Linked DNA regions of Homo sapiens: region 1 is linked to region 2. Evidence: read pairs that join two places in POLR2A ChIA-PET (ENCODE). Cell type or tissue: PC-9. All regions are shown on one strand. Each heading gives the region's core, and the rest is flanking DNA. Links, peaks and the distances in the headings are about the cores only.

What was found. Peaks named below come from ENCODE experiments on the same cell type or tissue, not always from the same donor. Only the 100,000 strongest peaks of a DNase experiment are listed, where the experiment ranks them.
Region 1: POLR2A ChIA-PET joins it to region 2 with 5 read pairs; 6 of 35 experiments call an interaction of 5 or more read pairs at or near these places.

The regions. Positions count from the first base shown.
Region 1 is chr12:64,070,723-64,086,515 of GRCh38, forward strand. SRGAP1 (SLIT-ROBO Rho GTPase activating protein 1) reads left to right here. Exons shown (of 22, transcript NM_020762.4): 9 at 8,197-8,394; 10 at 9,564-9,648. Among named protein-coding and RNA genes, the nearest start is that of KICS2, 140 kb to the right of the region's middle. In PC-9, for the core only: a CTCF peak has its summit at 7,375; a DNase peak (open chromatin) is centred at 10,099; H3K4me3 peaks cover 1,302 bases; H3K27ac peaks cover 3,577 bases.
Region 2 is chr12:64,231,630-64,247,422 of GRCh38, forward strand. No RefSeq gene overlaps it. Among named protein-coding and RNA genes, the nearest start is that of KICS2, 17 kb to the left of the region's middle. In PC-9, for the core only: no CTCF peak of the experiment used is centred there; no DNase peak of the experiment used is centred there.

The sequences.
Region 1 (15,793 bases), core at 5,247-13,246, 160 kb before region 2:
GCAAGATTTTAGGCAAACATTTGAGACAATTTGCATGGCATGGGAAATTGAGGGAACTAAGAGATATTTCAGTTATACTTCCTTCCTAGGGTAGAAAAATCACATTTTCCCCCCAAATTTCTTATAGTACCAGTGACCTCAGCAGAATCCCAGGTCATGTAAGTCAATGATCAAACTCTCATGGGGGATTCTCAAGTTCTTTTGAGACTTGATATAAGATGTGAAGCCTGATAACCACTTAAGTATAATTGCTGTTTTGGATCTTCTCTGTGGCCTTTAACTTCATTTTTACTGATTTAAGTATCTTTGACTTGCCTGCAACCTTCTACTGATGAGCTAACAGGAAAATCCTAAGTAAAAGATAACTGCCATTTGTTCCTTAAATGACATCTTCTTGGCCAAAATTAAAAATAGGATCAACCGTCTTTCACCGCAAACACACATTTATATTTTTTGTTTCAAGCAAGCTTTAACTCACTGAAGGGAGGGCCTTGATCCAAAAGAATACCAAGAGAAATGAAGAGAATTTCTAGGATGGGTATAAAAATGAGTCCTGGGATAGAGCACCCCAAAGAAAATGGCAGAGCTCAGGATGGCTCTCAGTGGAGAAACCACTCGTTTTCTCTGATGCACTGAGCATTTTGGCATCCATGATTTGAAAGGATAACTTCAGCGTCCACTGTTCATTCAGTGAACTTTTTCTGATAATTTGCTGTGTTTCAGGCACCATGCTAGTCCCTGGAGCTATAAAGATTATTAAGTTATCACTGACTTCAAGTTGCTTCCACCGTAGGTGGAAATATAAACCTCTAAACAGTGAGGCATGTGCTTGTGAGAAATTGATTTGAGATCATGCTCCTTAGACCACACTCAGTGTCAGGTCCACCCTCATGGGTCATTAAATCAGAGTCAGGGGTGGGCCGCAGGAAAACAGGTTTTCTGAGACACAGCTGAAGGCAGAGACTTTGTTCTGAGAGTCCTGAGCAACAATGATGTTTTCTTCCTTGGATTAAGTTATATCATTGCTGAAAATGAATTTTGTTCAAAAACAAGAGAGCCTAGCATTTGTAAACATTACCTTAAATGCAGGTACATAAATTATTAGTGTGAATTCTTCTGGAATGGTGATGTGACATTCCCTACCCTCACCCCCCCCCAAAAAAAAAAGTCGTGGGGCAGCAAACATTGTTTTTTTCAAATCTGGTAATGCCTACCCAACACAGACAGGGGATAGGGTTATTAGCATTGCACCCATGTTAGGGTACAAGGAGCAAGAGAAGGCCATGGCAGGATGCTCTGCCTGTGCTCTCGCCTTCTGTGGCCTGTGCTAGCTGTGAGTTTCTGTACCCTTGGCTAATTAATTACGGAGTTGACCCAATCTCTCTCTGTGTGTGTGTGTGTGTGTGTGTGTGTGTGTGTGTGTGTGGGCGGCGGGGGGGGGCTCTTTCTGCTAATTTTTAGTACATCTGAAATGACACAGTGCTGTAATTGAAATACATTCAAGGTCAGCAATGACAAGTAGGAAGTAGTTCAGTGGGGAGGCAAAGGAAGGGATGAGGGTCACCTTCACAGATGAGTGATGAGTCTTAAAGGATGAATAGGACTGCATCAGGTGCAAGGTACAAGGCACAGTGCCATAATATACATGGAGTGTGTTATGGTATGATTTGTGTCCGCCCTGAAAATTCATATGTTAAATTCTTAGCTTCCAGTGACTAAGAATGTGATCTTATTTGAAGATAGGGCTTCACAGAAGTAATCAAATTAAAGTGAGGTCAATATGACTGGTGTCCTTATAATAAAAAGGGGAGGGGAAATTTGGATACAGAGACACAGGTGGAGGGAAGATGATATGAAGAGACATAGGGAGAAGATGGCCATCTGCAAGCCAAAGAGAGAGGCCTGGAACAGATCCTTCCCTCCCATCCCTCAGAAAGAACCAACCCTGCAAACCAACACCTCGATCTCAGACATCTAGCCTCCCACACTGTGAGACAATACATTTCTGTTGTTTAAGCCACTCAGTACCTGGTTTGCCTTAGCAGGCTAACACAGTGCATTCAGGGAATGAGAACACTGAAATGGCTGTCTTGTTCTCCCAGTGATGGTAATGTCCTGGTAACACAAAGGCAACAAAGCCAGTCCACAAAAGTCCACAGAAGTCACCTCTCCCTCCTCATTTGTTTTGACCCACAGCTCAGAGTTCAAGCTACCTGGGCAGCTCCTTCAGTGCAGTGCATTCTTCTGGTTTCTCACGAATCCTTTGTCAAATCTTTGGCCTCTCCTTCCACCAAAACCCAACTGTGTTTTCCTGCTGCTGATGGGGAGGTACTTCAAGGCTCATATTAGCTGTTTCATATTTGCCTCATTATGTTCCCCCCTGAGACTTATTAATATGGCTGGTGTATGTCAGAAGCTCGTGTTACTGTCTGTTGCGAGCATCCCATGGGATGATATGCAGTCCCAGCATTGAGTCTGGTGGCTTCTGTCACATCCTTTATTCCTGATACTTCCAAATTTAACCATGACACCATTGCTTCTGAGAAGGAATTTGAAAAAAAGAAAAATGGTGTTGTTGATTTTGATTCTTCGTATATGTATTCCATGTGTGCATTTGATAATGCTGCTGTCTCTGGTTTCCCATATGTAAGAACATGGTTCTAGTGAAACATTCTTATGTAACCATCTGTCTCATAAACTCAGTGAACACACTTTAATTGCAAAATTCCAACAGATTTACAGATTACAGTTGTCCCTTGGCATCCAAGGGGGATTGGTTCCAGCACCTCCCACAGATACCAAAACCCGAAGATGCTCAAGTCCCTTATATAAATGAGGTGGTATCTGCACATAACCTACACACATTTTCCTATACTTTAAATCATCTCTAGATTACTTATAATATCTAAAACAATGTAAATGCTATGTAAATAGTTATACTGGGTTTTGTTATTTTTTATTGTTGTATTATTATTTTTCTTTTTTTTTTCCAAATATTTTTGACCCACAGTTGGTTGAATTTGTGAATGGTTGAATACATGGATACAGAATCCATAAAAAAAAAAACCTGACTGTATTTGAAGACAAACTACAAATGTTTATTTTGGTTCATGATTCTTTTTGCGTTTTTTGGTTGTTCAGATGGATTTTGTGTTTTTTTGTTTGTTTGCTTTAGAAGCTTTTTTTGTCATTGTTTCCTTTAATTGTGTTTTAATTTAGGTACATATCAGAGCACCTTATTGAACCTTACATCATGTTATTCTTATGCTTCACCTCACTGATATCTGAAGAACATTATATATTTTTCATGTTTCTATGTATTTGGAAGTTCTGCTCTGCCCTCCAGAGCAAAAGAAGCTGTAGTTCTTTCCAGCAGTTTTGCTATTTAAGCCATCTGTTGAAAACGATTAACTGCTACTGCTGTTGCTTAAATGTTTTTCAAATATCCCCCATCATGTTCATTCCCACTCTTACTTCGTTAGATCAAGGTTTCATCATCTCTCAATGGGACTAGGGTCTCCTGACTAACTTTCGTGCTTTCTGTCTCTTTCCCTTTTATTGTTCATCAACTCAGGGATCTTTTAAAAATGTAAATCTAAACTGTCCCTTGTAGGTATCAGTGGCTCCCTGTTGATTCTCAATTAAGTGTGGTATATGAGGGCCTTTATTTTTTGTTTTATTTTTTAAAATTCTAACCCCAGTATCATACAATGGAAAGGTCCTTTATTAGCAAGTCATCTTCTCTAGATGCTATGCACTCCTACTTCTCATATAAAGCTACTTGTTTTAGCCCAAGAAGGCCAGGGTCTCTCTTTTCCCACTTTTTCCTCTGCCTGGAATGCCCTTTTTTTCAGTGAACACCTACTCACCTTTTAATACATACTCAAAATTTATCTTTTGAATGGCACCTTCCCTGACTTCTCAGACAACACAGTATACTGAGTTTTGCCTGTTTTCTTACATGTTTGTCAATTTCAAGAGTTTAATTGAATAAAGAAATAACAGCATTTACTTTGTAGTATTTTAATTACTAAATATTGGCACAAGTAAAGGCTTCCATTTTTTAAAAGTATTATAAATATAAAATTTATGGAGATGTAGATAACATAGTCAAATATTTACCTTCAGTATTCAGCTATTAATTTAGTTATGCACAAATATTTTAAATCACATTATATAAAACTTTTAATTTAGAAATACTATATTTTTCTCATTTTCACAATTTTATGAAGGCTCTTCATATATCCTGATATTGTGTTTGTCATTACCAGAGCCACATTTTGAGTCTGCCGAGACCACCTCGGTCGGGGAGACCCTAACCCAGCGGCGCTAGAGAAATTAAAGACACACGCACAGAAATATAGAGGTGTGAAGTAGGAAATCAGGGGTCTCACAGCCTTCAGAGCTGAGAGCCCCAAACAGAGATTTACCCACATATTTATTAACAGCAAGCCAGTCATTAGCATTGTTTCTATAGATATTCGATTAACTAAAAGTATCCCTTATGGGAAACGAAGGGATGGGCCGAATTAAAGGAATAGGTTGGGCTAGTTAACTGCAGCAGGAGCATGTCCTTAAGGCACAGATCGCTCATGCTATTGTTTGTGGCTTAAGAATGCCTTTAAGCAGTTTTCCGACTTGGGCGGGCCAGGTGTTCCTTGCCCTCTTGCGGTAAACCCACAACCTTCCAGTGTGGGTGTTATGGCCATCATGAACATGTCACAGTGCTGCAGGGATTTTGTTTATGGCCAGTTTTGGGGCCAGTTTATGGCCAGATTTTGGGGGGCTTGTTCCCAACAGAGTCATCAAGTACACTTTTCTCAGAGTATACCATCTTCACATCTGTTTGTTTGAAATACAGTGCTTTTAAAACCTGTGCGTGATACTGTCATTAGAAATTTGTCTACAAGCTACAAGAGCCTATTTGACTAGTGTAGGATGGTGACTCTTTTAATTCAGTCTATAGATATTTGATTATGACCTCCTTAAAGTAATTAATTACAGTATTTTTAATGGTCATTAATATGCTTTTTTTCCAACAGTATCTACTCTTTGCATTGTGCATAACCCCAGGAATGATTATTGTCTATTAAATTTCTTTCCCTTCTTTTTTTAATATTAATTCCATCACATGACCTTCTAAGCATCCAAACTAGTACTAATTGCTACTGTTTCTTTCCCAAACATTATTTTGTTCAAAAAAAAAAAAAAGTAATTGAAAAGATTTCCACTTCCTGTAATGATGGACTGGGTCACTCAACTGATTCTTTCAAAGTTCATTTTCTAGGACAAGATGCATGGCCAAGCCTGAAACCTGTGACACAGGGAACCATATCTTCCCAAAAGGAAGAGCATCCAATATTTTGAACAGTAATAAAATCCAGAGATTCTGAGCTATTAGTGCCCCTAATGGTTTGGGAAAATAAACATTCTCTTTGGAGGATAACCTCACCTTTGACCTCAAGTAACTCTACAAAAAATATCTAGCAAAGATAATTAGACAATGAGGAGATAAGAAACCATGAGTGATAGCCAGAAGAAATAATAGACAATAGAGACACACCCACAGGAACTCCAGATATTGGGATTATCAGAAATAAATGACAAAAGAACTATTTACAATGTTCAAGGAGGTTTTTAAAAGCCAAGCTTAGATTTCATCAGGAAATCATAAGCACTAAAATAACAGATTTGAAAATGAGCTACATAGGAATTCTAGCACTGAGAAATAACCAAAATTAAGAAAGCAGTGGGTGAGTTTAACATCAGGTAGAGCTAAAAAATAAATCATGAAAGCAGACAAATCAGAAGAAATAATAAAAACGCAGCATCAAAAACAAAAGATAATAAAATATGGAAAAGAAGAATAAGAGATATAGAGAACACAGTAATGTCTAATATACTAATTGAACTCCCAGAAAGAAAAAAAAATTTTTTTTTTTGAGACAGAGTCTCACTTTTTCGCCCAGGCTGGAGTGCAGTGGCACGATCTCAGCTCACTGCACCCTCTGCCTCCTGGGTTCAGGCAATTCTTCTGACTCAGCTTCCCGAGTAGCTGGATTACAGGCACATACCACCACGCCCAGCTATTTTGTATTTTTAGTAGAGACAGGGTTTCACCATATTGGCCAGGCTGGTCTCGAACTCCTGACCTCAAGCGATCCACCGCCTCAGCCTCCCAAAGTGCTGGGATTACAGGTGTGAGTCACCACGCCCCGCTCAGAAAGAAAAATTAAAGAATATAGAGTCAATATTTGAAAAGATAAAAGCTGCAAACTTACTAAAACCTATGAAAAACATCACACAAATTCAAGCAGTCCAAGAAATTCCAGGCAGAATATATTTTTTAAATCCTTACCTAGATATATTACAGTGAAATTGTAGAAACCCAAAGATGAATGGAAAATTTTTAAAGCAGCTGGAAAAAGAAAGCAGATTTTATTCAAAGCAATGACAGACTGATGGTAACCTTCTCACTCAACAGGAACATAGAAGCCACAACAAAGTACAGTGATATATTTCTAATATACAAAAAGAAAATAACTGCTGCACAGAAAAAGATATTTAGTAAATGAAGGTGAAATAAAAGACGTTGTCAAGTCAACAAAACAGACACATACTAAAAAGAACTTCTAAAGGGTACACTTAAAATATAAGCACTCGACATCAAAGAATGTAATAAATACATGGGTGATGCTAAGTGAATCTTGACTACATAAAATAATAATGTCTTAAATTTATATATTAATATTTATATATATTCTATTATAATATATTACAAAAATAGCATATAAATCAGGAGGAGTAAATGAAGTTAAGGTGTTCTAAACTCTTTACATTGTGTGACAGAAGGAAAAAGCTATCAATTTACATTATACTTTGATAAGCAAAGGTAGAATATGACCTTCAGTGAATAAAAAGACTACTAGGAGATTAATAAATAAATAAGCTCCTAACAGATAACATAAAGCAGTATCTTTATGGCTATGAGATAGGAAAATATTTCTTAAATAGGACACAAAAAACACTAAAAGGAAAGAATTGATAAATGCATTATATTAAAATTAGAATCTTTGTTCATCTGGACACTATTGAAAGAGGGAAAAACCACAGCACAGTGGGGAAAAATATTTGCAACACATACAACTACAAAAAGACTCATATCCATCTCAACAAATCATTAAGAAAAAGACTCATAACTTAGAAAATGGAGCAAGAGATTTTAACAAAGTGTTCTCAATTAAGGAGATCCAAATTGCCTTAAACATATGATAATGTGCTCAATCTCATATATCAGGGAAATGCATATTCAAACCACAGTGAGATACCACTGCACACCCAACACAATTGTTTAAATTTAAAAGAAAGACTGACAATACCAACTGTTGATGAGGATGTGGAATAGCAGGGATTCTTCCACTCTGCTGGTGAGAATGTAAATTACAATCATTTTGGAAAACAGTTAAGCAGCAATTCTATTCATATATGTGTGACTAAACAAAAATGTGTTTATAGCAGCATTATTCAAAATAGCCCACAACTAAAAAAAATCATCTATCAATAGTAAAATGGATGAATTACAGTGTATTCCTACAATGAATAGCAGTGAAATATACTCACAAGAAATGAGTGTATCTCACGTTGAGCAAAAGGAAGACAAAAATTATACATCCTGTAGGATTTCATTCATGTAAAGAGCAAGAAAGGGCAAAGCTAATATCTAATCTTAGAAGTCCAGTTAATGGAGAAGGAGAGGGTATAGGTGTATGGTAATTGGGAGAGGCACAAGCAGTCTCATAATATACTTTTTCTTGGTCTGATTGTTACTCACATAGGTGTGCTCCCTTTGTGATAATTCATCATCAAGCTGCACACTTATGGTCTGTGTATTTTTCTATGTGTAGTTTGACTTCAATTGAAAATGTTAAGACAAAAAAGTAATTGAGAGAGTACCCAGATATGAGATTTATAAGGACTGAAATATAAAGTGATAACCTCCTTAGGATGATTTTGAAGAAATCATTCTCTTAAACTGGTGATATGGAGTGTTTTTTACCTTTGTTTCTCTCCTAATAGACTGTGAATTTGGCGGGGGCAGGCCCTGTGTCCTCATCTCTACCTGACAGAGTGGACTCTCCCTGTTTGTGGGATTCATGAAATAATGTACTAACGTGAGAAATGTATTTCTATTCCCAGGTTAAGAAAACGACTGAAGCCACCTTGCAGACGATACAAGATATGGTCACCATCGAGGACTATGATGTTTCTGAATGCTTCCAGCACAGTCGTTCCACAGAATCAGTGAAGTCCACTGTCTCTGAAACCTACCTGAGTAAACCCAGCATCGCCAAGAGAAGAGCCAACCAGCAGGAAACTGAACAGTTCTACTTCATGGTGTGCCCGCCACTTCCCAAGCCACTCTACAGAGCTCAGATCTAGGATTCCCAAGTGCCACTTCTATAGTCACATCAGAACCATCTGGGGTTCCTTTTGTTAAAATAGACTCCTGTCTACCATCAGAGTTCCTGATTCAGTCAGTTTCGGAAAGAGTTTAGGAGTTATTTAGGAGTTAGTTAGTTAGGAGTTATTTAGTTAGTTAGAGGACTGGTATAAAACAGTACTTTTAGCTGGGCACAGGGGCTCACCCCTCTAATCCCAACACTTGCGAGGCTGAGGTGGGAGGATCATTTGAGCCCAGGAGTTTGGGACCAGCCTGGGCATCATGGCAAAACCCTGTCTCTACAAAACATATATATATATTTATATTTATATATATTTATATATGTTTTTATATTTATATAGATATATAAATTAGCCAGCAGGCATAATGATGTGCAATTGTAGTCCTAGCTACTTGGGAGGCTGAGGTGAGAGGATCGCCTAAGCCTAGGAGGCAGAGGTTGCAGTGAGCTGAGATCATTCTACTGCACTCCAGCCTGGGCAAGAGAGTGAGACCCCAACTCTAAAATTTAAAAACACACAGTACTTTTAAACTTTAATATCTATACATGTCACCAGGAGAGCTGGTGAAAGTGCCAGTTCTTATTTCCAGAGGTCTGGTACAGAAGGAACCTGAGAGTGTGCATCTCTCCTAGGCTCCCAAGGGTTGGCTGATGCTGCTGGTCTGCAGACCACACTTCAAGTAACAAGTTTCTGGCGTCTAGAAGATCAAAGTGGCTGGATTTTAGATCTATGAAAAGTTCCTTGACATTGAATAATTTTTAAAAATTAAAAATTAGGCTGGGTGCAGTGGCTCACGCCTGTAATCCCAGCACTTTGGGAGGCCGAGGCAGGCGGATCACCTGAGGTCAAGAGTTCAAGACAAGCCTGGCCAATACGGAGAAACCCCATCTCTACTAAAAATAGAAAAATTAGCCAGGTGTGGTGGCGGGCGCTTATAATCCCAGCTACTCAGGAGGCTGAGGCAGGAGAATCGCTTGAACCCCAGAGGAAGAGGTTGCAGTGAGCCAAGATCGCGCCACTGCACTCCAGCCTGGGTGACAAGAATGAAACTCTGTCTCAAAAAAAAAAAAAGATTTAAAAATTATTCTTGCCTTTTGCAGAAACTCAGAGAATATTTGGAAGGCAGTAATCTCATCACAAAACTTCAAGCCAAACATGACTTGCTGCAGAGGACCCTGGGAGAAGGTGAGTTATCCAAAATGTATGGGAAGATGACCTGGATGATACATCGTATCATGTATATATTCCAGAAAGAGTATGAATTGTATATTTGTGCTTTAAGAAGCAGAGGACACTCTGTGTTTAGATTTGGTTTTGTTTGTATATGTCATGATTAAGTTCTCCTGGCACGATTTTCTTCTAAAGCATGGTGCTAACCTTGAGGAAGCGTAGTGAAATCTAGGGAGGGCTGGAAAGTCAATACCGAGCTCCTAGGGAGGGATCTTCAGAGTGTGGTGCTCCTGATCGTAGAAAAGTCTGGAAACACTGCCCCTCCCCTACCTGCTGACCCCCCAGTCTCTTCTTCCTTCCCTTCTCAGACTTCTGCACCCTTCCAACCCCACCCCTGTTTGTTTTAATGGGCGAGTATTTGTTGTTCCATCTGTTGCCTGTTTAGACTCTGGAAACCAGTTAAACCAGTTTGGGTGATTTTTTTCTTTCAGCAGGCATTGGCTGTAGTTGAGAAACAATCTTAAAGTATAAGTAGATTGCTATGTCTAATAATAGTAACAAAACAACAGCAACAGCTAACACTTGAAAGGCTTTCTCTGTGCCAGGCTTTGTTCTGAGTTGTATATTTTACTGTGCACTAATAATTTCTCCGTTTTTACAAATGAGGAAACTGAGGGGAGGCATGAGAATACAGGCAAAGGGGACTGTATAAATGTTAATGTTTCTCTTTGTCTTTATGAAATTTAAAAGGAAAAAAATAAATACAAGCCAAGTTCCTGTCTTAAGTGCTTCATAGTCTGTAACTTTATCTTTTATTCACACTAGACCCTGCCAGAAGTTAGAAAAAGTAAAAGAGAATGTGGAAGGGAGTGGGAAATGAGAGGACTGAGTTGTGTGAGTAACTCAGGTCAAAAAAGAGATTGCGCCTCTTAGACCTAAATTCTTGCCTCCCACAATTCTGGAACCTTCCTTAACCATAAAGTTTCTATCACCTTATCTCCTGGTTTCCACCAAAGAACTCATCATCCTCAGGGAATGACCACATGGAGAAAGGTTATCATGACCTAAGAACCATGTCTGACACAGTTAGGATGAAAAGGCCAATTACACCTAGAAGGAAAAAAAAAAAACAACGCAAACTACTAAAAAGTGTCATTAAAAAATAAAATAACCAAATACAATGTATGAACCTTCACACACTAGATTAAATTAGATACTGAATCAAAAAGCAAAAGTTATGAAAGACATTTTAAGAACAATTAGGGAAGTTGAAATACAGACTGTATATTAAATAATATTATTGAATTAGTGTTAATTTTCCTAGATATGATAATGGTATTGTGATTATAAAGAAGAACATTCTTATTCTTAAGAAATGCTTGCTAAAGTGTCATGATGTCTGCAACTTACCTTCAAATGGTTCTAAAAAAAAAAAGAGGGAGAGAGAAAGAAGGTACAGTCAATGTGGCAAACATTAACAGCCGGAAAATCTACATGAAGGGGATAAGGATACTTCCTGTACTGCTCTTTTAACTCTTCTGTAGGTTTGAACTTTAAAAAAAAAAAAAAGTCTTTTTATCTTTGAATAGTTTTCTTATAATTGTGTCCTGTTTTTTCTTTTTTCCCTCACAGTGTCATGTAAGGTCTTTTTTTTTTTTTTTTTTTTTCAATTTTTCACAAATGCCTGATATTTCAAGTGATGCCCTCAAGGTCAGTTGCCAGGCCCAAAGCATAAATTATCCTAAGTGTAGATGAACGCTTATAGGCACAAAGTCCTACCCTATGAGGATGGATACCACTTTAGAAATTGTGTTTGAGAGCATGAAGTAGTGGGGGAATTCATTCTTGGCACTGCTTGCAGACACATGTGTTAATATGCTTGGGGCCACATTCTGAAACTTTTATGGTACCTATTCAACATGGATTCTCTTGTGTCTCCTAGAGAGAAAGCCCCAATGGTTAATATTCTTCTACATGTCATTATTGGATGGGGCTATATTCTAGCCAATTTATTGAGTCCACATGCCAAATTCCGTCTTTAGCTGCTGAACTGCATAAATCTGTATTATACTTTGTGAACTGCAAGCCAGAATTTTCTTTTTTTTTTTTTTTGAAATGGAGTTTCACTGTCATCGCCCAGGCTGGAGTGCAGTGGTGCAATCTAAGCTCACTGCAACCTCCACCTCCCAGGTTTAAGTGATTCTCCAGCCTTGCCTGCTGAGTAGCTGGGATTACAGGCATTTGCCACCACGCCCAGCTAATTTTGTATTTTTAGTAGAGACAGGGGTCTCACCATGTTGGCCAGGCTGGTCTCGAACTCCTGACCTCAGGATCCACCCACCTTAGCCTCCCAAAGTGCTGAGATTACAGGCATGGGCCACCGTGCCCAGCTCAGGATTTCTTTATCTTGGAATTTTTTTCAACGGGCTCTGGTATACCAGGGACACAAGCTGTGCTGACGTGTATAAAACCTTCACAGGACTCCATTTATGCTGCAGAAGAAACTGGATAGCTTTCATCCATCAGCAGCAGGCACACTAGCCTCTGCCCACTGGTTGCAGACATCTCTGCTTCCTAGCCCTGCCCCTTTTGCAGGCTGGGTGGCACACCAATTGCTGGTCACTGCCTGGATATGACACTGACAAATTTGCCCAGAGAAAAGCTGAGCATGGGAGACATGCCCCACCTTTTAACTCAACCATTATAAGCCTGCTGGCTTTCTGTGCAAGCCCTCTTCATGTTAATAGGCTACATCAAAGGAGACCAGGAGAGTTAATGGCGCCCATCACATAGTGAAGTAATCCCATGGTGAGCTCTTATGGAGGAATCTGAGTCCAGATTTGGTGTGATAGGGTTACTAATACAGGATTCAATGGTTATGTTTGGGGACAGTCCTGACTTTTTATATAGAAATCACCTCTCTGAAGTATACTAGACTCACCGCTGCAAAAACTGCCTTCATAGTAAAACAAATAGAGCCTAACCCGAAGATTTAGCAGTTGCTCGTACACAGCTGAATCTGTAACTACAGACATGTGTTTGGCCTGCCTTACTGCTCGCTTTTTGGTAGGCTGCCAATGGCCCAGTAAGTTCTTTGATTTACAACATTGTGAAGCAACTAGATTGGGCTCTTAAAGTGGCACTGTCAAAATTCAGAATTCCAAATCTTTGAAAACTACTGAAATAGAAAGAAGCACGCAATGAGTTGTTAAGACCAAACTCATTATTATCATTTTCTTCATCCCTCAGCAACACCATTGTATCTTTTTGTGATGTCATTTGTTTTTAAATCATAGAAGTTAAATTGACCACAGTAAATGAGATATACATCTATAAAACTGAGGCACTGATTTTTTTTTTCTTTTTCAGTAATGAGCCTTAATGTTCACATTGGCTTCTTTGTGTGCAGCATTTGGAGTTAAGGGGGTGCAAATATCAGTGCGATTTTGCTAAATAAAAAATCTGATACTAGGAGCTGAGCTCCATATTTTATTGCTTCTTGCCCTGGGCATAAGGTTTCTGACAAAGGAATTTAATAGATTATCCTCATACAATCCATTGTCTGTCTTTGAGTAGGAGTACAAGTATACTTTCAAAAGGGAAGCTGAATGTGAGTAATTATGGTTTTTTAGAAAAGCACTGCAGTAGTTGGTATTCTTAAGGAAGAAAAAGGACTGGAAAGTAATGCCAGGAGTTCTCATCAGTCATTCATTAGGGAGCAAATCCAGGATGCCTGTGTCTCATTTGAGCCATACACATTTTAAGTATTTTATCTCCTTTTTTAAAATATCAAATTGCCACCAAACTGTATTTTGGTTATCCCATTAACTATATGTAGGAGATAAAATGCATTTAGGTGTGAAAAATAATTCACTTCATAATTCTCGAGTGAAATTTAAGAGTAGCTGAAAAAAAATGTTTGAACCAAGAACAAGTTAAGCCTGGGTTATTTTTTTCCTTCAAAATGGCTTATATGTTGGGGGGTGTGGCGAGGGGAAGGAGTGGTCCGTTGTTTTTAATAATTAAGTAGCTTTCCAAAGAAAATGATTGAAATCTAATCCTCAGACTGCTGGAAGCTTTCACATTTCTCTGGGAAGAAGAGTCTTCTAAGCTTGTGTGTTATTGATCTATTAATGATGATACTGATTAAAAAATAAAACCTCATTCATCAGTTGAGACACACTCAGGACTATTAGCTGAAAAAACGATGGATGTGGTAGTGTGGTTATACTGTGAATCATAGTTCTTGCAAAGCACGCTCTTGGTTCATTATTCAAAATGTATCTTTTATAGGTTTTTAATTTTTTATCTCATACTATTAACTATGGATGGATGGAGCAAAATAATTTTAAGCATTTTACATATCATTTTCTAAATCTAGGGAATAATTTGTTAGGATATTGTTACAAAAATAGCAGAATTTCAAAGTTATAACACATTTCATTTCTAAGGAATTCTCATTGGCATCATTATTGAATCACTTGAAAGTGATTACCTATGTTATTAAATTTACATTTATAGATATTAATTTAATAATGTACATATTTATAGAATTTATTAAATTTATTTAAATATTCAGTATTTTGTATTTGGCTTTAGGCATATGAGGCAGACAGAATTGTAAGCCATAATACCTACCTTTCTTCTAGGATCTTTCAAAGTATTTGCCAGGAAAAAAGACTTACGTTTTTAAAGGTGGTACATTATAGTGCTTGGGAGCTAGTACATTATAGTTCCTGGGATCTCAGGACTGGGATTAAAACAAACTTGGACCTGAGTGCCACACCCACCCCATACTAATAGCGTGACCTTGGGCAAGTCACTTTTCTATATGCTCAGTCTTTTCTGTAAAATAAGGATAACAATAGAAGCTACCTCATAAAGTCGTTGTGAAAATTGTGAGTTAATATATGTAATATAAAGTGCTTATAATGGTGTCTAATAAATATTAGACATCATTGCTGTTTTTATTGTTGTTACTAATATATATTGCATCATACCTAATTAGACTTAATGCTGTCATAAAGTATGCAACATAACAACATAATACAACACAAGCCAGACAGTTTCTCTACCCTCAACCCTTTGCACATTCTACTGCCTCACACTGGGTGATCTTACGTGGCTCGTATGGACCCAACACAACCTAAATGGTGGTGACTCTCACATCTTTATCTCCAGCCCTGTCTTTTCTCTGTGCTCTAACCCTGTATAGCCAGCTTGCTGCCGAACACTGCCATTAGGATATCCCATAAGGCACCACATACCACAGTCAGCTCACCATCTGCCCACTCTACTTCTCAGTAGACCTTCACTCCCATTCATGAATAGCTATAAATTATTCTGAAGTTCTATGTACACCTTCACCTTTTTCTTCTCCTCCAAGGTAGCAGAAGGCCAGCAAAAGGAAGGGACTTATAACTTAAATAAGTAGAACTGGGAAGAGGAGGAAGAGGAGATTCTTCCCTTCCCTTCATCCCCACTTCAAGTCATGTCCATGAACTCATTCTGCCAACATTTTTACTGTGGCCTGGCCCTATGTGAAGAAAGGTAGTCTCAGATTTTAACTGTTTCACCCTATTTAATCAATAGATATTAACCAAATCCTTTATGTTATTTGTTATTCAAGAGGAGATAATAGAGTCAAAGGCTCTACTGCAGCCTGGAAGTGTTGGTTCACCATTCCCAACAAGCCAGCTTTCTTTACCATTGTCATGTTGGCCTTGCCCTAGAAATCTGAATCACTGCATTATGATATGATAGGCTGAGCTTAGCTGTTTGTGCTGCAACGTGACCATCCCCTGCCAGCTATATTTTCAAGCTGTTTCAGGACCATGTCATTATTTTGCAAACAAACCAGCTGAATGGTTCAATGTTTCCCACATTCCTTCCCACTACTCCGCCCTAAATGTACAAAGCAACCGATAAACACATGCAAACTTGAAATTATTGCAGATTGTCGGAGCCCTACAAAAATTCAGCCCTGTTACTTAAAACAAGTCAAGAAACCCAAATGTATAAGAAGTTGATGTTTTAATGGACAGAGAACTCTGTGAAAGGCTTTTAGCTTACAAGTTGGTGGAATGTAGTATCATTTAATGTCCTTGTACTTTAATATTCGCAAATGTCATTTCTGATTACAGAATACAGCTTCTCTCCA
Region 2 (15,793 bases), core at 2,635-10,634:
CTGTCAGATATGGTAGCCACCAGCAACATGTGGCTATTTACATTTTAAATGAATTTAAAATGAAATAAAATCTTAAAAATGTACTTCCTCAGTTGTGCTAGTCACATTTCAAACGTTCAGTAGCCTCCTGTGGCTAGTGACTGCCATATTGGACAGCACAGATACAGAAATTTTCATCATCACAGAACTTTCTATTGGAATATGCTAGAAAGAAACAATGTTATAAGAAAGACTTTCACAGATCAGATAAACCAAAATAAACTAAAATGAATAGCAAGATCCATGTGTTATTTTAAATCCTTTTTCACACTTTCATTTTTTGACAATGTATATATTTATGTTTTCTTTTTAAATTATATATGTATATACATTAAGTACTCAATAAATTTACCTATGATTATTTTGAATTTAGAAAGAAATGTATGTGTGTACCTATATATACAGATTTCTTTCTAAATACAAAATAATCATTTATAAATATATTGAATATTTCGTAAATTATAGGAGTTGTGCTAAGTGATTTACATGAATTGACTCATTTAATCCTTAGTACAATGCTGTGTTTATTGTGAAAAATTTGGAAGACATAAAGCATATATAGAAAAATTTGGAAAAATAAAGCATATAAAGAAAATAAAGCATATAGAAAAATAAAGCATATTAATCCCCAAACTTAGATAACCACTGTTGACATTTCTAGTGGATGCTGTGGTATGCTGCCCAGATCCCAAGATACAGCTACCAGGAATGTTGGCTGTTGCTGGCTCATAGTTTAATTCCTCTCTAAAATTGTCTTCAGTGAGGGAAATATTGCCTCACCCAATATTCCCCTCCTTGGGTCAGCTCAAATCCAACGACTGGTCAGTTGTGGAGGTACAAAGGCATCAAGTCAATTGGCACAATCTGGGATATCCCAGCTTTAGAGTGTCCCATGAGACAAGTTAAAGCCTCTGTGGCAACTGCCCTGCAATTCACCCTCCCCCTCTGCCCAATCCTGCCCCTGCTTCCCTTAACAGATGCTGTTCCTGAGCGTTCTCACCAGTAAATCACCTGCATACAAACCTCTGCTTCAGAGTCTATTTCCTGAAAAACTCAACTGAAGTCAACATTTTTGGAATATAAGTTCCATTTTTTTCTTTTTGCATCTGTCCATTAAAAATTTTTAAATATGTATTTATTTTGCTCTAAAACATTTGAAATTTTCTTATTATTTTATATTAAATGTTTAGTTGATAATACTTTATAGATAATTTAGCATGTAACTATCTGCAACAGTATTTTTTTTTCTAGATGGGATCTTGCTCTGTCGCCCAGGCTGGAGTGCAGTGGCATGATCTCAGCTCACCACAACCTCCAGGTTCAAGTAATTCTCATGCCTCGGCCACATGAGTATGTGAGTAGCTGGGATTACAGGCATGCACCAGCACGCCCGGCTAATTTTTGTATTTTTAGTAGAGATGGGGTTTCGCCATGTTGCCCAGGCTGGTCTCAAACTCCTGGCCTCATGTGATCCGCCCTCCTCAGGCTCCCAAAGTGCTGGGATTACAGGTGTGAGCTACCACACCTGGCTCACAACACAATTTTTAACAGCCACCTGGGATTCATATGGCACGTGACACTCAGTCAATCTTGTATTGTTGGATATTTTGATATTTCCTGGTTTTTCTGTGGCCAACCCTAAAACTTAGCAGAGAAGCACCCATTCCCAAATCGCTTCTCACTAACCTACCTCTACAATATCTAGGAATATTTAGTTTTGTAGCCTCACTTACAAGTTCCAGCCATTGAGAAATAAGCTCAAGTTTTGTGAGAGTTGAGGGGGAAGTTCCAGGAAACATTTTGCCTTCCAGATAAAATGGGACAGCCAAAGCTGGTATCATCTCTTAACTATTTCTTCTTGGTAAGGAATGAGATGTTCAGAGCTATCGTACCCCTTTTTCATCCATGAGAGAAAAGAAATTAGATACTTGGCTTTGACAAAATCACTGAACATTTAAACCAATGCCAGCAACCGCCTATCTCTGGATTTCTTGATATGATGAGTAAACTAAGTATTTTTTTAATCTACTGTGTTTGGCAGCTTAAATGTCACTATTCCTTACATTCATAATTTGAAGTATGCAGTGATAAACATCATTGTATGTAAGTACTTGAATAGCAACAACTTAACATAAAAGTCAGGGAATTAGGACCCTACATTTTCAGCATATTTTCTGCTTGAACTTGTGCAGCTCTGTCCCTAACCTTCTCTCCCATTTTATTTTTCTTGTGGGAACCAGAAAAATAATGCACATAAGGCTTTCTGAAATTTTCTGTTTCCATAAGCAATCTTGGATAAATAATTTTATCCAAGGATAAATCTCAACAGGCATAAGAATTTTGACAGTGAGGCAATCAGTCATTTTCCATAAATTTTTTTAGGCTTTTAAAAATCTCGTCAATATTGACAAGCCAACCTATTCAGCTTCTCCAGTTGTGTACTTCGAAAAGGCAGTAGTGGTTGGAAGAGGAAATAGACCTTTTGTAAGTCAGAACCTTATCTCTTCAAATAGGATGTTTTAGCAAATGCACCATTCCGTAGTGTTCATATCCACTTGTACAGAATCGTCAAGGTTTTTCTGGAGCAAGTTTTGTGTGAACTGAGTTGCATTCTAGACCAAGCCTTGGATTAACTCTCCATGTACTTCCTTGGAATCATTCAGGTCTCCAGGGTTGGGATGTTTTATTTCCTCAGCATAAGCATGAAGCATCAAAGAAACTGAACTGACTACCATTTGAAGCAAAAAGGAACAATAGTGAATTGAAAAATATTTATTGCAATTGTTTGATTTCAGCGTTCTAGTGGCAGACACTTAATAATGCAAATCTGAATCTAATGAGTCCACCTCCATATCTCCCACTTACCCAGTCTTGAGGCTGCTTCTAATTCTACGGCCCCAGAAACCTTGAGTTGGCTGGTTCTGGCTCAAAGCAAAGATATGGGAATGCTTTTGGATATTGTAGAGGATCAGAATATCCAAATCTGAAGTATCCAAGACAGATGTTTTGACTCATTACCACTAGTGTCTTTGGGACAGAAGACAGCTCCAGACCTGGCCAGACTGCCAGCAGTTTGCTCCAGACTAGACTTTCATTCATGGGCAAAGATTAAAACTGGACTAGCACAATCAACAGAGTGAAAAGCAACCTACAGAAGGGGAGAAAATATTTGAGATTCTGTATCTGATAAGAGCTCAATAGCTAGAATATAAAAATAACTCTTGCAGCTCAACAAAAAGAGCCCTAATTTTAAAATGAGCAGAAGACTTGAATAGACTTTTATGTAAAGAAGATATACAAATGGCCAACAAGCATATGAGAACATAAATACTCAAGATTACTAATCATTAGGGAAATGCAAATCAAAACTACAATTAGGTACTGCCTCACATCTATTAGGCTAGTCAAAAAAAAAAAAAAAACAGGTGTTGGCATGGATGTGGAGAAATTGGAACCTTCATGCACTGTTGGTAGGAATGTAAAATGGTGCAGCTGTTGTGGAAAAAAATGTAGAGGTTCCTCAAAAAATTAAAAATAGAACCACCAGCAATTATACTTCTGGATAATTATCTAAAAGAATTGAAAGCAAGATCTTGAAGAGAGGTTCCTACACCCATGTTCATAACAGCATTATTTGCAATAGCCAAGAGGTGGAAGCAGCCCAAATGTCCATCAAGGAAGGAATGAATGAAGAAAAATGTTACATACATACAGTGGAATATTATTCAGCCTTAAAAGGGAGGAAATCCTGTTATATACTGCATGTGTGAACCTTGAGGATATTATGCTGAGTGAAATAAGCCGGTCACAAAAAGACATATATTATGTCACTTATATGTAGTAACTAGAGTAGTCAAATTAATAGAAACAGAGTTGAATAATGGTTACCAGGGACTGGCTGGAAGGGGAAAATGGGGAGTTGTTTAATGGATGTAGAGTTTCAGTTTTACACAATGAAAAGGTTCTGGAGATCTGCTGCACAGCTGTGTGAATATGCATAACATTACTGAACTGTAGTGTTTTTTTTACCATAATAAAGTAATTTTTTTAATGAACTAGGCATCAAAGTTGGGTAGGCAAGGGACCGTTTATTTACCTGAATTCTGTTGCCTCCTCTCATCAACTGTTGATCCCACCCCAGGATTTGTTGTGTGTCTTAGTGTGGTAACATCATTAAACATATCTTAAACATTTTTTCCTTTTTTCTTTTTTTTTTTTTTTTTTTGAGACAGGGTCTCACTCTGTCACCCAGGCTGGAGTGCAGTGGTGTGATCTCGGCTCAGTGCTACTTCCACCTCCCAGGTTCAAGTGATTCTCCTGCCTCAGACTCCCAAGTAGCTGGGACTACAGGTGCATGCCACCACGCCCGGCTAATTTTTGTGTTTTTTAAGTAGAGACAGGGTTTCACCATGTTGGCCAGGATGGTCTTGAACTCCTAACCTCAAGTTATCTGCCCGCCTCGGCCTCCCAAAGTGCTGGGATTACAGGAGTGAGCCACTGCACCTGGCCTCATTAAAAATATCTTGTTTTTAAAAATATGAGCTATTTTCCTTCAGTATTTTAGTTCTTTGACATTTCATCATGTTCTTTCACATCTCATCAACACTCTATCAAGGGTCAGCAAACTATAGCTCATGGGCTAAATCTGGCTTGCAGGGTTTGAGAATGGTTTTTTTATTTTTAAAGGGTTATTTTAAAAGAAGAGGAAGAAGAGGAGGAGGAAGGAAGAAAAGGAGGAAGGAGGAGAAGAAATCATATGTGGCTCACAAAATTTAAAATATTTACACTCCTGGCTCTTTGCAGGAAAAGTTTGCTAGTTTGCTGACCCCTGAAAACTATATATCACATTTTGAATTTTTTGTATTCTGCTGATGTATTAGGTGTAAGAAAAAGAACCACTCAAACTATTTTCAGCAAAAATGAATTTAATGCAGGGTATCAGGAGCTTATAAAATCATTGGGAAGTCTAAAGGAATGGTCACTTAGCAGGCCTCCAGAAATGATTCCTAGAGCAAGTCTGCTGGATGGTCTACTGAGGAGCTGCCATCTCTGCAATAATCAGAAAGGCAGGCAGGCAGAGACCTCCAGTGGAGTGTTGAGTTCAAAGACATACTGCTGTACCTGTGATCCAAGGATCAAGAGGCCACTGCTGCCCCTGCTACTTCCTCTAAACAGGCACAGGGGTAGGACCTAGACACTGAAATACTGCTGCAGAAATACCCAATGTGTCTACAACTAGTTTTCCAGCAGAAACAAAACATAACTGTAGCCTAGGATCCACCTTCCAAGTGTATCTAATTGGCAGAAGCATAACCCTACCTGCAGGACATGAGGGAAATGTGTCTTTTCCTTCTTTAACCTCTGTATTCAAAGAAAGCACACTAGAAGATTGGAATGGCTGAGAGCCAGAGCCAGTCCAGAGTACTCACCACAGCAGGTTTGTTGCTTTAGGCTATATTCAACTCTTCTCATCTTTGGACAACTCCTTATTCTTTCATTTGAGGAACTTTCCCTGACACTTCCTTCCCTACCTCCACCGTTAGTGGATTAGATGCCCTTTCATAACCTTCCATAGCTCTCAGCCCTAGCTCTGCAATGTGTACATCACTCCATGTCATAATGGCCTAATTTCTTGCTGCTGCTTCCACTAGACTAGCTCTTTGCAGAAACTCAGTCTTATTCATCACTGTGTAGGTAGTTGGTGTGTATTTGTTGTGAATGATAAATAGTTTATATATTATAACATCCAAAATAGCATTTCTTCTCTTACTTTCTTTGTTCCACATGACTGTGTACTGATACCTGTATACAGTGAAAACTCAGTAAATGTTGTTAACTGACTGGCTTCCTTTTTTGTCAGCTCAAAGAGAAGTTCCATCAATATGCTATATGTGTGTCTTTGTTTGACTCCCTGTGTACATAGGTCAGCTGTTCACAATGGAACAGCTAATATTTGAACAGTTTCAACATGCTAGGTGATATTTGAAGCACTTTATACATACTATCTAATTAAATCCTCACAATTATCCTATGAAGTTGATATTTTTATTCTCATTTTATAAATAAAGAAACTGGGACTTAAGTAGCTTGTCCACAGTTACACAATAAGTGACAGAACTGGGACTCACATCGAGGTCTGGCTAAGACCAAAATTTGTACTCTTAACCATGATAATGATGATGATTGTGATAATGATGACAGCTAATAGTTCCAGACTTGGTTCTAGGCATTTTACATGTATTATCTCAAGCTACACATTGCCTTGCCTGGAATTGATGCTTAATAGTTGTTACATGTGATAAGATAAACAAAGCTCTTGATAACTGTGATGTATTTCTGGCTCTGCCACTAATTTACTTTGTGACCTCAGGTAAACTACTAACTCTGTGAGCTCCAGTTTTCTCCTCTGCAAAACAGAGAATGATCTTTACAATACTTCTAGTCCAAAAATTCCAGAACTCTATGAATAAATTCTACTTAGTTTTTCATTCCATCATTATTACTTCTATGTGAAAAGATCTTAGCTTCTAAATTCTAAGCTCCTATAGGATCCCAATTTTGTTTTACGGTTTTCTTCCGTGGTACCTGGTCTGGTGCTCTGCACAGTACATAACAGGCTCATGGTAAGTATGTATAAAGATATATAGATACAGATTGAAATTTGTCCAAGGGGAAATATCCATCCTCACAAGAATCTGTGCTTGTTGTCATTTAGTGTATTCCTTTGGGGGTGACATTCAAATGTAATTTAGGGCTGCCACAGAGAAATCAGCACTCAGAACCTTGAGAAACCTTTTCTCTTTCTGTAGTCACAGATAAGAGTCTTATCCTTAAAGCAGAGCTATGATCACTGCCCAAGCAGCTACTCTTAGGGCTGAATGCAGATTTCTTTCGTGCTGAGTGCAGGTAAAAAGGTCTTGGCCTGTGGATAATGGCAGACATAGGAAGGAGTGTTCTAGAGGGTACTGGCCCCCTATCTCTCTCTCTTTTTCCACCCCACCCCCCCATCTCTTAATAGGGAAATCAGAGAATCCCAGATCATTTCATAGCTTTCGCAGATTACACATGAAGAGTTAATGCCTGATCCCTGAGCAGCAGGAAAATCCCCAGTCGAGAGTCAGCACGGATAGGTCCACATGCTCTTGCTCCAGTTTCTTTAAGGACTTGAATACAAAAAATCGACAGAGGTGATTGTATGAAACACCTTTGTATGGAAACTGATATTAAGAATCATTCATTGGACTGGGAAAACACTACATATTTAAAAAAAAAAAAACAGAACTCGTTAACCTGTTCATATGTGCATCTGTGCATTTCTTAGTAACTGTCACCATGGTAGCAAAGCAGTTCGACAAGGGTGCCTTTTTAGCACAGTATATATAAAGGAGAAAGATGAACAGCCAATCATGTACTTACTATCTTATACCTTTCTTTGTTTCTTTATTTCCCTTTATTTAATTGTGTTGATCCTAAATCCATAGCTATTAGCCTCTGACACTTATCTTCCTCAAGCATCAAGTACAGTGCTAGAAATATATTAGGCACTAAAACATGTATGGTTGTTCCTTTATTTGATTGTGTTGATCCTAAATCCATAGCTATTAGCCTCTGACACTTATCTTCCTCAAGGATCAAGTACAGTGCTAGAAATATATTAGGCACTAAAACATGTATGGTTATTGACAGAATTAAATGAATGGTATTTCTGGCCAGGTGCGGTGGCTCACACTTGTAATCTCAGAATTTTGGGAGGTCAAGGCTGGCAGATCATTTGAGCACAGGAGTTTGAGACCAGCTTGAGAAACACAGCAAAGCCCCGTCTCTACAAAAAAAAAAAAAAAACAAAAGTTAGCCAGGCATGGTGGTGCGTGCCTGTGGTACCAACTACTCAGGAGGCTGAGGTGGGTGGATCACCTGAGCTCAGGGAAGTTGAGGCTGCAGTGAGCTGTGATTGTACCACTGCACTCCAGGCTGGGCAACAGATTGAGACCCTGTCTCAAAAAAGGGTAGTTCTGCTGTGTCTTCCTTTCCAAGCTAGAGAGTGTCACTGAGAGTTTGATTTTAAGAAATGGCTCCAGCGGGGCATGGTGGCTTATACCTGTAATCCCCTGCCTTTGGGAGGCCGAGGGAGGAGGATCACTTGAGGCTAAGAGTTCCAGACCAACCTGGGCAACAGAGTGATACCCTGTCTCTACCAAAACAAAAAAAAAATTGTTTTAATTATCTTGGCATGATGGCATATGCTATCGTATAGTCCTAGCTACTGGGAGGTTAAGGTAGGACAGTCACTTGAGCCTAGGAATTCAGGGCTGCAGTGAGCTATGATAGTTGGTGCCACTGCGTTCCAGCAAGATCCTGTCTCAATAAAAAAGAAAAAAAAAAGTAAAAAGGAAATGGCTTCTACATTTGGAGGAATCAAAACTAGGCCATTTTCTTGATTGGGCTGGCCCAACCCGGATTTCAGATTGAGAGGGTAAGAGGACAGTGATTAGGTACTCTGAGACACTGTATTACTAGAAGACTGATACCTAAGTGGTAAGTAGAATAGTAAGTAAATTCACATTCATCAGTGAGGATGTTCAAAGCCCAGAAGCTTTGAGTAAGGACTTAGGGTGACAAGTTTGGCAGCAGTTCCTGAAGTGTTTACTGTCAGGCCTGAGTTAAAACCCTGAGGACAAGGAGCTCCACTGCTTGGGCTTCATACTGAGAAAGCTTTTTGAGCCCCTGCCTCTACCTTATACCCAAGTAACACTCAGTCCGGGAAGTCTCCTTGTTATAACTCCTTGAGTTAATGATAATCTTTTATTATGGTCTTTTCCCTAATGAATTCTTACATTTCATTTTAATTGTCAGCTGCATAATTGCCCTGCTTTCAGTTATTTCCATTTCTATTTTTAATGTTTGTTATTTCATGTTTCTTTTTAAGAGTTTAAACATAGACACACCCTCTTATTTTAATAGCCAGCATGTCCATATTTGCCGCTTTAAAATCTGGGTTCCTGCAGTTTCAACAGATCCTCAAGGTGTGCCACCTCCAGCTTATAGATTGATATTCTAGTCATGTTCAAGGCTGAAAACAGCTGCAAGAATTTGTCCTTGAAATTCTTTAGCAGTTGCTTCCAGTAGCTAAAGTCCTAATTTGGCCAGTCTGGTGGATCAGCCACTGGGAAAGGATCATCACTGTGTTATCACCCTCACTGGGACAAACTAAGCAGAGCCAGCCTCTGGGCAGAACAAGTCATGGAAGGCACTGTTCCCAGAAAGGAACGGGTTAAATCCTTCCGAACCTCCTAAGGAATCTGACCTAGTTTCTTGAAACTAGAATGTAACTTGAAAGTGTAATTGGTTGCAAATGTGTTTTCTTTCTTTCCTCAAAATTACTTTTGAACCCCTGTGAGACAGGGAGAAGGCATTTCTCTTCACATGTACTCAGACTACCACCACTGATAAGTTTGACTAACTCATCATGAAAGTTGGGGAGCAAGGCCAGTTGCGGTGGCTCACACCTATAATCCCAGCACTTTGGGAGGCCAAGGCGGGTAGATTGCTTGAACTCAGGAGTTCAAGACCAGCCTGGCCAACATGACGAAGCCCTGTCTGTACTAAAAATAGAAAAATGGGCCGGGTGTGGTGGCGCTTACCTGTAGTTCCAGCTACTTGGAGGGCTGAGGTGGGAAGATCACTTGAACCTGGGAGGTTGAGGCTTCAGTGAGCCAAGATTATGCCACTGCACTCCAGCCTGGATGACAAAGTGAGACCTTGTCTCAAAAAAAAAAAAAAAAAGAGCTGGGGAGCAGACAAAAAAATATAACTTAATTTAAGAAAAGAATGTTTGGGTCTCTGAGAAAATCTATGAATGCATAGTTGGTGTGGTTGTGGCATTCAAGGCCTCTATCTGTTTTGGGGAGTGTGTGTTGGGGAGTGTGAGACGGGTTCTCACGGTGTTACCCAGGCTGGTCTGGCACTCCTGGGCTCAAGCTATATCCTCCCACCACAGCCACCGAAGTAGCTGGGCATGCAGGTGTGTGCTGCCATGCCTGGCTCCTATTTTTTTTGTTGTTGTTTGTTTTGGCCACTGAGTTTAGCACAATGCCAGGCACAAGGACTCAGTGAATATTTGTTGAATGAATGAATAAAAAGCTTTTCACAATCTGACTCCTACCTACCTTTCTAATTGTAGTTCCTACTGCCCTTCTTCTCAAACATATACACTTTCTACTCTGGCAAAATAACTATCGAGTTTCCTAAAAATCTCTCCTGCTTTCCCACTTCTGTACTTTTGCTGTTGCTGCACCCACTATCTGAAAGCATCTTCCCTCATATCCCAGACTGTGAATATATTACTATTTGTAAAGACTCAGCTGGGCACGGTGGCTCAGGCCTGTAATCTTGGCACTTTGGGAGGCCGAAGTGGGTGGATCATGAAGTCAGGAGATTGAGACCAGCCTGGCCAACATGGTGAAACCCCGTCTCTACTAAAAATACAAAAAATTAACCGGGCGTGGTGGCATGTACCCATAGTCCCAGCTATTCAGGAGGCTGAGGCAGGAGAATGGCTTGAACCCAGGAGGCGGCGCTTGCAGTGAGCCGAGATCACGCCACTGCACTCCAGCCTGGGCAACAGAGCAAGACTTCGTCTCAAAAAAAAAAAAAAAAAAAAAAAAAAAAGCCTCATCTCAAATGCTGCCTCCTTCATGAAAATGTTAGTGATTGTCTCAGTAAGATTATGAGCCTTTTCTCCTTCTAACTCTCACAAAACTTTGAATCTCCTGGTCATTTATTATCAGCTACCTTATAGTTATTTTTGTGGTTAACTTGTTCTCCTTGCTGTATTCTAAGCTTCTTAAAGCTAGGCACTGGGTCTTATTAATCATTATACCGCTGAGCACCTACCTAATACTCTGTAATTTACTGTTGAAATAATCAGTTTTGCTAGTGCTATATACCATGAGCACCATAAAATACACTAATTTTTATCCTTCTTAAAATTTAAGAGTTTTCATACATAGACATTATTTAAACTCTAGAACTGGATGGGAAATATACCTTTGTCAACATTTTCTTTCCAGTTATTTCTGCAGATTGAGCACTCATTAGGACTCTCCCTTTGTGCCTTGTGGACTTGTTTTTTTTTAGTGACATAGGCATCATTAAAATTTATGTCTTGTGCACCTCAGAGTTGATCTTTAGAGCACTTTTTGTTAAGTGTGGATCTATCATTAAATTCTTAACTCCTCTGAACATTCATTCCTGTCATTCTTGCCTACATACTAAAAGGTGGCATTTCCCTTCATTCCCTCGTTTACATTTGAGGCAAAGGTCTGCACGGACCCTTGGGACTCTGCTTTCTGCATGTTAGTAAACATTTCTTTCCATAAATGCCCTCTTTCTGACACTTAATGATAAAACCAAAGATTGTCTTCCAACTTTTTAAAAATTAGCTATCGCCACCTGGGTGGCATAAAGTGAGGGGATATGAAACACAAATTATCCTAGAATTGAGCCTGGAAGTGAATGACTGAGAAACTTCCCTCTTGAAAGCAGAAAAACTGCTATGTGCTGTATTTCCTAAAACTTCTAGCCCTCCTGAGGAAGGTTTGTAATATCTCATTTGGGAGAATGTGAAGTTTTCAGACAAAAGACATAAAGAGGTGGACAAAATTGGTCATTACAAAATTTGGGGTAGTTTTTGACCAGTGTCTGGGTAGCAGTTCTGGGTTTTAATCGTCCAAGTCTCCTAAAAGTACAAATGCTCCTCCAGGCAAGCCATCACTAGTTTTTATTTTAAATAAAATTCTCTCTTTTTCCCCACCCTCCTCCTCTTGCAATATAGCTATTATTCTGCCAATTTCCTCCTTGTCTCTTTGTCACTCACTCTCCGTCTGCTTTCCTGCTTTTCTAATCATATCCCTCTTTTTCCATTATTTCAATTTGTATCATAATATTTAGCCATAAAATACTTTTTCACTTTTTAAGGTAATTTCATGATTGTCTTGTTCTAATTGATCTTCTTTTTCAAAATATCTGTTTGTGACTGAAAACACCTTTTGAGCATCTACTATGAGCCAGATCCTGGGCTAGGTAAGGAGATATAGTGGTAAACATATCATACATGACCCTGCTTCATGGAGCTCATAGTCTAATGGAGGTAACGTTAATTAAATAAGAACATAAATAACTATTGTAATAACTAAAAGTGTATATATGGTAAGATCAGAAATAGCCTCAAGGAGAAAGCTGAGTTTTGTGGATGTAAGTGCACATAAACCTGGTGAAGGTTTATGTGTTTCAGGCGCGAGATCACAGCATGAGGTCACAGCGTGTGTAATGGAGGTGTGAAGGGGCTTGGCATTTCAAGATAAAGAGAGAAGACCAATGTGGTGGGAACATTGCAAGCCAAGGGCAGAGTGATTTCAGGTGAGGTAGATAGGGACTAGTAAATGCAGTGCCACCACAGGCCAGGTAAATATTTTGGACTTAATCCTAAGAAAAATAGAAAAGCTATTGAAAGGTGTAAATAAGGAAAGGATATGATCAGATTTGATTATTTTAATAACAATGGGGAAATTGAAAATTCAGGGAGATGTGTACAAAAGCTATTGCTGAGCCAGGTGTTGTGGAACACAGCTGTAATCCCAGCTACTCAGGAGGCTGAGGCAGGAGGATCATGAGCCCAGAAGTTCAAGTCCAGCCTGGGCAACATGGTGAGAGCCTCATTTCTTAAAAAAAAAAAAAAAAAAAAAAAAAAAAAAGAAGGAAGGAAAAAGAGAAGAGAAGTGGATGGGATTCTTTTTTTCAATATAGCTCTTCAAGAATTTATTTATTTTTTTGTGTGTGTGTCATCTTTTTTTTTTATACTTTAAGTTTTAGGGTACATGTGCACAATGTGCCGGTTAGTTACTATGCTGTAGAAAGAACTCACAGGACTTAACAGTTCAGTCCAGGATGAGTCTGACTCTATTCTGCCTAGAGGAAATGGTGAAATGACCTTTCATGGAGCACAGGACTCTGATTCAAGACTAACTCATGATAATAAAGTATAGCATTTCATTATGGAAAGAAGCAGATGAAAGAAGGGTTAACTCCATCTTATTAAAATATAAACTCCAGCTGGGCTCAGTGGCTCACACCTGTAATCCCAGCACTTTGGGAGGCTGAGGAGGGCAGATCACCTGAGATCAGGAGGTCGAGACCAGCCTGGCCAACATGGGAAAACCTCGTCCCTACTAAAAATACAAAAATTAGCCAGGTGTGGTGGTGCATGCCTGTAATTCCAGTTATTTGGGAGGCTGAGGCAGGAGAATCGATTGAACCCAGGAGTCAGAGGTTGCAGTAAGCTGAGATTGCACTACTGCACTACACTCCAGCCTGGGCAACAGAGCAAGACTCTATCTCAAAAACAAAATAAAATATAAACTCCACAAAGGCAGGGATTTTTATTTCTTGTTTACTACTATATCTCTAGCACCTGGAATAGTGCCCAATGCATAGTAGCCATAAAATATGTATTTGTGGAATGAATGTGTAAGATCCCAAGTGCAGTACGAAAACTAAGCAGTTGCCTTGGCGAGGACTCTGATTGTAAGAAGGAAATTTAAATTAAACTCTACCCTTAGCCCCTCATATTAGCTCTCCAAAAGGACAGTGAGATGAAGCTTTGTTTTTCAAATCTGAGACGGTTAGGAATTGAAGCTGACTAGCCACTATAGACTGAATGTTTACGTCTCCCCAAAAATCATATGTTGAAACCTGACCCCCAATGTGCTTGTATTTGGAGGTGTGGCCTTCAAGAGGTGATTCATGTGGGCACAGCCCTCAAAAGTGGGATTAGTGCCCTTATATGAGACTCCAGAGAGCTCCCTGGCCACTTCCACTATATGAAGACACAGTGAGAGGACAGCCATCTATGAACCAGGAAGCAGGCCCTCACCAGACACCAAATCTGCCAGTGCCTCGATCTTGAACTTCCCTTGCAGCTCCTCAAAACTGTGAGAAATATTTGTTTTGGATAAGCCACCCAGTCTGTGGCATTTTGTGATAGCAGCTTGAGTGGACTAAGACACTAACCAAATGGTCTAGAAGAAGAGAGATGGATAAAATGATTGCTTGTCTGGGAAGTGTGGCTGAGACCAAGTGAAGGTCCTTGCAACCAAGTAGCTATGCAAGAACCCAGTACTAGAAACCACAATGAGTCTGAATGTACCTGAGTTCCTGGGCTGAATTTGTGGCTGTAATTACAAACCAGCAGGTGGTGAGGAGTTCATTATTGCTTATGTCAAACATCTATAAGATAGATCCTTTCACCAGCAAGACCTGAGAACAAAGGACTTTCTGATTACAGTCAACTTCCAGCTCTCCTTAAGTGAGTCTTCCAAGCTCAAATAGCTGAATCCACTAACAGGCCTCTGAAAGGAATCAGTTCATCTGTCATCCTGCGTGAATATATCCACAACAGAAGTTGCCAACCTACCTACCACCTGCAGGACAATTTTGGCTCACAGCCCGCTGTTGTTTATTTTTCAGCAGCTTGATTTGAGATATAATTCACATACTATACAATTCACCCTTTTAAAGTGTGCAGTTCAGTGGTTTTTAGTATATTCACTGAGTTGTGCAACCATCACTACAATTTTATAACGTTTTAATCAACTCCCTCCCCAAAAAAACCCACAACCATCCAGCCCTAGGTAACTGCTAATCTACTTTCTGTCCTTATAGATTTGCCTATTCTGGCATTTCTTATAAATGGAGTCATACACTATGTGGTTTTTTGTGACTGGCTTCTTTCACTTAGCATAATGTTTTCAAGACTCATCCATGTTCTAGCACATGAATGCTTCATTCTTTTTTGTTTTGTTTTGTATTGTGGTTTTTTTATTTCAGTAGGTTTTTGGGGAACAGGTCGTATTTGGTTATACAGGGATAAGTTCTTCAGTGGTGATTTCAGAGATTTTAGTGCACTCATCACTCAAGCAGTGTACATCGTACCCAATATGCAGTCTTTCATTCCTCACCCCACCTCCCATGCTTCTCCCAGAGTCTCCATAGTTCATTGTATTATTATTATTATTATTATTATTGAGACAGAATTTCACTCTTGTTGCCCAGTCTGGAGTGCAGTGGTGCGATCTCGGCTCACTGCAACCTCTGCCTCCCGGGTTCAAGCGATTCTTCTGCCTCAGCCTCCTGAGTAGCTGGGATTATAGGCACCCGCCACTATGCCCGGCTAATTTTTGTATTTTTAGTAGAGACGGGGTTTTGCCATGTTGGCCAGGCTGGTCTTGAACTCCTGACCTCAGGTGATTCACCTGCCTCAGCCTCACAAAGTACAGGGATTACAGTCTTGAACCACTGCACCCAGCCCATTGTATCATTCTTATGCCTTTGCATCCCCATAGTTTAGCTCCCACTTATAAGCAAGAACATATGATATTTGGTTTTCCATTCCTGAGTTACTTCACTTAGAATAATGGCCTCCAACTCCATCCAGGTTGCAAATGCCATTCTTTCATTTATTTTTATGGCTGAGTAGTATTCCATTTTATATATATATATATATCACATTTTATCCACTCATTGATTGATGGACATTTGGTCTGGTCCCATATTTTTGCAGTTATGAATTGTGCTGCTATAAACATGTGTGTGCAAGTGTCTTTCATATAATGACTTCTTTTCCTCTGGCTAGATACCCAGTAGTGGGACTGCTGGATCAAATGGTAGTTCTACTTTTAGTTCTTTAGGGAATCTCCAC